Linked DNA regions of Homo sapiens: region 2 is linked to region 1. A link is an interaction called in ENCODE POLR2A ChIA-PET data of the cell type or tissue named here. Cell type or tissue: HepG2. All regions are shown on one strand. Each heading gives the region's core, and the rest is flanking DNA. Links, peaks and the distances in the headings are about the cores only. Region 1 has its middle 12 kb from the start of MIR6516. Region 2 overlaps SEPTIN9 (septin 9).

Region 1 (2,902 bases), core at 241-2,740:
CAGCTACTCAGGAGGCTGAGGTGGGAGAATTGCTTGAACCTGGGAGGCAGAGGTTACAGTGAGCTGAGATCGTGCCACTGCACTCCAGACCGGACTACAGAGGAAGACTCCCTCTCAAAAAAAAAAGAAAGAAAAATCATTTCAGGCCAAGCAGTGCTCATGCCTGTATTTCAGTACTTTAGGAGGCCGAGGTGGAGGATCACTTGAAGCCAGGAGTTCGAGTCCAGTCTGGGCAATATAGTGAGACCTCGCTTCTACTAAAAAATAGTAAAACAATTAGCCAGGCATGGTGGCATGCACCTGTATAGTCCCAGCTACTTGGGAGGCTGAGTAGGGGGGATCCCTCGAGCCCAGGAGTTCGAGGTCACAGCAAGCCATGATCACACCACTGTACTCCAGCCTGAGCCACAAAGTAAGACTCTGTCTTTAAAATAAACAAAAAAGGCCAGACATGGTGGCTTATGCTTGTAATCCCAGCACTTTGGGAAGCCAAGGTGGGAGGATCACCTGAAGTCAGGAGCTTGAGACCAGCCTGGCCAACATGGTGAAACCCTGTGTCTACTAAAAATACAAAAATTAGCTCGGTGTGGTGGCATGTGCCTGTAATCCCAGCTACTCATGAGGCTGAGGTAGGAGAATCACTTGAACCTGGGAGGGGGAGGTTGCAGTGAGCCGAGATCACGCCACTGCACTCCAGGCTGGGCAATAGAGTGAGACTCCCTCTCAAAAAAAAGAAAAAAAGAAAAAAGAAGAGAAAGAAAACAAGGGAAGATACCCTTCACTTCCATATCCTTTCAGAATTTCTTTCTCTGTCCTTTTCAAAAGTGTATACAGCTTTCAAGTGGTTAAATGAGTCTCCTGCCAGTTTCCCCCAACTCAAGTCATGTTTCCCCAAGGACCTGAGCCACCCACGTGAACTGTAATCATCAAGGAAGATAACTGTTTTCCGGAGGGGATGATCCCAACTTCAGCTGTCACCTGATTCTAAATGGCAAAACCCACTTACACAGTGCATGGGCTGTATCCACTTAGCTGTATCAAAGCGGGAGATTTGTCTCTGCAGTTCTTTCAGTGGGCTGCCTGTGATGCTCAACGCGTTTTGGTTTAATGCTTATTCAATCATAAAATTGTTTTCTTTTGCTTTTACTTTTGTGGCGAGGCTTTCTGGGTTGGGGGATTTTGTTTTTAAATTATATTTCCCCAACAGATGACTGCAGTTTTGTTAAGCAAATAGCAAAGAGGTCTTTGGATGTTAATCATTGCCTCTTGATGTACCTATGTAAATAAGAGACCTCAGAGAACCCAGCTTGCATGACATAGAGACCCTGGTGAATAAACTACAAGAAATGGTGACCGCAACGGGACTGTTGGGAACGTTTTCCCTAACACAGGACGCTGGTTTAAAGGAATTACATCAACGTGTAAATGAGCACCACCAATAGTCAGGATGATGTGTTCTACAAAGTAAGTCCACGCCTAAGTCCCACCATCCCTGAGAAAGGACCGAGTGGTCCTCAGACCAGCAGTATCAGCATGGCCTGGGAGCTTGTGAGAACTGCCGAATCTCCAGCCCAGGCCAGACCCACAGAACCACCAGAAGCTGCATTTTGATGGGATCCCCAGGGGAGTCCTTTGCAAATTGTTTGGGAAGCACTCAACTAGACAACAAATTCACTTATATTCTTAGACCAAAAATGCAACAACGTGGGCCTTCTGAACCAAGACAGGGATTTAACCATGACAGTTATTATGTCTGGTCAAAAAAGAGGGGCCGGGAACAGTGGCTCATGCCTGTAATCCCAGCACTTTGGGAGGCTGAGGTGGGCGGGTCACCTGAGGTCAGGAGTTCGGGACCAGCCTGGCCAACATGGTGAAACGCCATCTCTACTAAAAATACAAAAATTAGCCTGGCGTGGTGTGCGCCTGTAATCCCAGCTTCTCAGGAGGCACAGGATAATTGCTTGAACCTGGGAGACTGGGGTTGCAGTGAGCCGAGATTGTGCCATTGCACTCCAGCCTGGGCAACAGAGCAACAGGGCGAGACTCTGTCTCAAAAAAAAAAAAGAGAGGGACTATATGCTTAACACTAAACCAGGCTTGGGACAGAGCCCTTTCTACCTGATATAATTAATAAATTCATAACTTGCTTCTGGGTAGAGACTGGCAAGATTGGGAAGGAGTTTTCTGGGAAACCAGTTACCCAACCAGCTGCCTGTCAGAACCATCAGCCTGTGACTCTAGATTTGGCCTAACAACAATAATCCAGCTCTTATATTTTCCTATAAAATATCCCTACCTAAATGTGAACTTATGAATTGGACTACTACAGCCTGACCCCTGCATACAATATTGTAACAAAACTTTAATCAATTGTATGAAAAGTCTTCTCTCACTCATCTAAGAAAAAAATTGGAATGGATAAATTAACTTGATTGACCTTACGTAAAGTTACGCTGAGAGGCCACCAGGAAGTGTGGGAAGAATTTAGCAGCAGGTTCAGAGAAAGCCCAGGCTGGGCGCGGTGGCTCACTCCTGTAATCCCAGCACTTTGGGAGGCCGAGGTGGGTGGATCGCTTGAGGTCAGGAGTTTGAGGCCAGCCTGACCAACATGGTGAAACCCTGTCTCTACTAAAAATACAAAAATTAGCCGGGCGTGGTGGTGGGCGCCTGTAGTCCCAGCTACTCTGGAGGCTGAGGCAGGAGATTTGCTTGAACCCAGGAGGCAGAGGTTTCAGTGAGCCGAGATCACAGCACTGCAATCCAGCCTGGGCAACAGAGTGAGACTCTGTCTCAAAAAAAAAAAAAAAAAAAAAAAAAAGAGAGAGAGAGAGAAAGAAAAGAAAAAAAAAAAAAGAAAAAGCCAGCCAAGGAAGGGGAAATTAACAGGGACAACAATACAGAA
Region 2 (2,902 bases), core at 90-2,589, 190 kb before region 1:
GAGAGAGTCCAGCGCTCCAAAGGGGACTTTCTGGCCCTCCGTGCCCCCTAACCCAGCACTTCTGGGGACCCACACACTCAGGGCAGAGTGGCCATCCAGGGTTCCTCTCACCCAGACACAAAGGCCACTGAAGGCCCCGGGCCAACACCGCTCTGAGGATGACCAGCGACTTGAGTTCCTGCCAGAGACAGCAGGCAGCCTGGGTCTAAGGGCCGCCCAGTGACTTGAAGCTGGGATCATCTTACATTCCCTGCGCCACTCCTGTTTCCTGTCCTGGAGGTTTTCAGGCTGCCAACAGTCATGCTTTGGAGAACCAGGTCAGATTAGGCTGGGAACAAAGCTCAGCTGTCACAGAGCTGCCGAGAGGCCATTGGCAAGCAGTGCCCAGGAGCCGCCCCTCCTCTGCCAGCAACAGCTCAATGTCTCCCTTCACAGGGGCTGCAAATGGGCCCATGCCCAGGGTGGGGTCAGGGAGATAAAGCAGAGAGAAACTGGGCTGGGAGCAGAGAGTGCCATGCTCTACCCTGGAGACCCAAGGCCAGGCCACCCTGCAGAGCTGGTGCCCAGAGCCTCCAGCGTACAGGAGAGGAGGCAAACAGAACCTGACACTCAGCAGCGCCCGGCAGACGCTTCTGGAATGAATGACCAAATCCACATGGAGAGTTGAAATGGGCTAGGAACCTCAGGGAGACGGGCAGCTCACAGCTCAGCAGGGCCGCTCCAGTAGAGCAGGCCAATGCCAGGCCTCCTGGCAAATTTCCCGGGGCCCAGGCACAACTGTCACATCAGGAAAGGGGCAGGGGTGACCAGCCCATCGGCCACGGGGGCACTTCACTGCTCCCACAGAAGCTCGGCACCCACAGGCCTGGGTGACACACGATCCCCATGCCTGGCATCACGATGGCTGCCCACCAAGTCCCTCCACCCACCAGGACTGACTCCCTTTGGTCAGCGATTCCAGATCACCATGACCTGGCAGTTGCCGTCAGGCCTGCCTGGCTAAGGACTCTCCCGGAGACTGAGCCACTTCACACAGCAAAGTGAGCCATGGGGCCACAGCGCTGTGTGCTGTGTACAAGCCCCGAGGGCTTCACCCAGGGATTGGCACCCACTGATCCCCATAAATCCCTGGCAACCGCCTAGAGCTGGGATGTTTCCAAGGTAATAGCTCCAACAAACAGAGGCGCAGGAACCCAGCGCGTCACTTCCCGCCTCACCCCAAAGGTTCACACCCCTAGGGGCCTGGAGCCTCTCTCTGGAGCCCCTCCTACCCTAAAGCCAGCTGGATCTGCCCAGGAACTGCCATCATCACCCCCTGGCCGGGCCTGCACTGATGTGTACTGAACTCCCCTTATCAGGTCCATCTTAGGCAAACTTCAGAGCCCACGCAACACTGCCTGTGGACAAACACTGGGGCGGAAACAGGGGCCACCTCTAGGTCCCAGTCACATGGGGCTGTCAGGGCTGCCTGGGATGGCAGGAGAGTGTCAGAGGAGGGCAGCCCAAGGACCAGGTAGGGGGTGGGAAGTGTCCCCTTCCATGGGTCCTCAAGTGAGATGTCCTCTGCAAACACCCACCTGGGATCTCCAAGCAGAGGGTTGGCTCCCATGTCACCTGGACCTGGATTCCAGACCACTGCCCCTAAGTGGCAATCCTGGGTCCCCCTGTACCTGTCCTGGCTTGAGCTGGTCACACTTGTGGGGGGTGGTTCCAGGAAGAAGGTGGACTGTCGCAAACGCAATGCTCCGCTGCCAGGTGCATTGCCCTCGGCTATCAGAATCCCTCTGGGCAGGCCGGGGAGATCTGACGGGCAAGTGCCTGCGGTCTGGCGTGAGCGGGCAGGGCAGGTGGCCCCTGCCTGGGCATGCCTTTCTACCTTTGCAACAGACTAGGGAGAGGGCTGGCCCCAGGACTTAGGCTCAGCCAGCTGTCTCACAACTGAGGGGCCTCGGCGGAGGACACAAGTCAGACAGAGCCACAGACTAACCGTACGAGGTGGCTTTTTCTCTCCAGTCCAGGTCCCCTGAATGCGCCAGAGCAGACAAGCTTGGACGTGAGGAGGCAAGAGGCAGCGAGAACAGGCGCGGAGACGGGGCTGGGGGAGAAGAGGAAGAAACCCTGTGCTTGTGCCCTTCCCACGCTCGCCTGTCACCGGGTTAGCTGACTGGGGAAGTGTTCTCTGAGGGTGCAATTCCTTGCCCTTCCCGTAAGTCAGCTCCCGGGGCGCTGGGTGAGGGTGCAGCCCTGTCCACCACGGCGAGCCAGCACACTGAATCACGGCAGAAGCTGCTTCCTGTGTGGGTGCAGCCTCCCTCCCTGCCCAGGACTCAGAAGTCACGACAGCATAGAGCTTTTTAATCGTGGCTGGTGCCCCTTCAGGAATCTCCTGAAAGCCACAGAGAAACTCCAGAGTGGCTGGGCACGGTGGCTCATGCCTGTGATCCCAGCACTTTGGGAGGCTGAGGCGGGTGGATCACCTGAGGTCCGGAGTTCGAGACCAGCCTGGCCAGTATGGTAAAACCCCATCTCTACTAAAAAATACAAAAATTAGCTGGGCACGGTGGCACATGCCTGTAATCCCAGCTACTCAGGAGGCTGAGGCATGAGAATTGCTTGAACCTGGGAGGCAGAGGTTGCAGTGAACCGAGATCGTGCCACTGCACTCCAGCCTGGGCAACAGAGCAAGACTCCATCTCAAAAAAATAAAAAATAAAAAAAGAATCTCCAGAGTAATTCCCAGGTGCCAGTAGGGGTGTGACGCAACCTCAGTCCCGCTTCTGTGGCTCATCGGCCTCGGGTAAGTCCTCCTGCCGCTGCCACCCACAGAGAGTTTCCAGGGGAGCCTGGGAATGACGGCAAGTTCCATGTGACCTAGTATGCAAAGGGAGTCCCAAAACTCAGA

What was found. Peaks named below come from ENCODE experiments on the same cell type or tissue, not always from the same donor. Only the 100,000 strongest peaks of a DNase experiment are listed, where the experiment ranks them.
Region 2: POLR2A ChIA-PET joins it to region 1 with 9 read pairs; 5 of 35 experiments call an interaction of 5 or more read pairs at or near these places.

Annotation. Positions count from the first base shown.
Region 1 is chr17:77,100,345-77,103,246 of GRCh38, reverse strand. It overlaps a transcript of SEC14L1 not described here. Among named protein-coding and RNA genes, the nearest start is that of MIR6516, 12 kb to the right of the region's middle. In HepG2, for the core only: no CTCF peak of the experiment used is centred there; DNase peaks (open chromatin) are centred at 1,006 and 1,326; H3K4me3 peaks cover 792 bases.
Region 2 is chr17:77,285,210-77,288,111 of GRCh38, reverse strand. All of the region lies in intron 1 of SEPTIN9 (septin 9), which reads right to left. Among named protein-coding and RNA genes, the nearest start is that of SEPTIN9-DT, 4.8 kb to the right of the region's middle. RefSeq lists enhancers at 1,537-2,099, 1,098-2,297, 2,100-2,664. In HepG2, for the core only: no CTCF peak of the experiment used is centred there; DNase peaks (open chromatin) are centred at 301, 577, 1,341 and 1,761; H3K4me3 peaks cover 2,025 bases.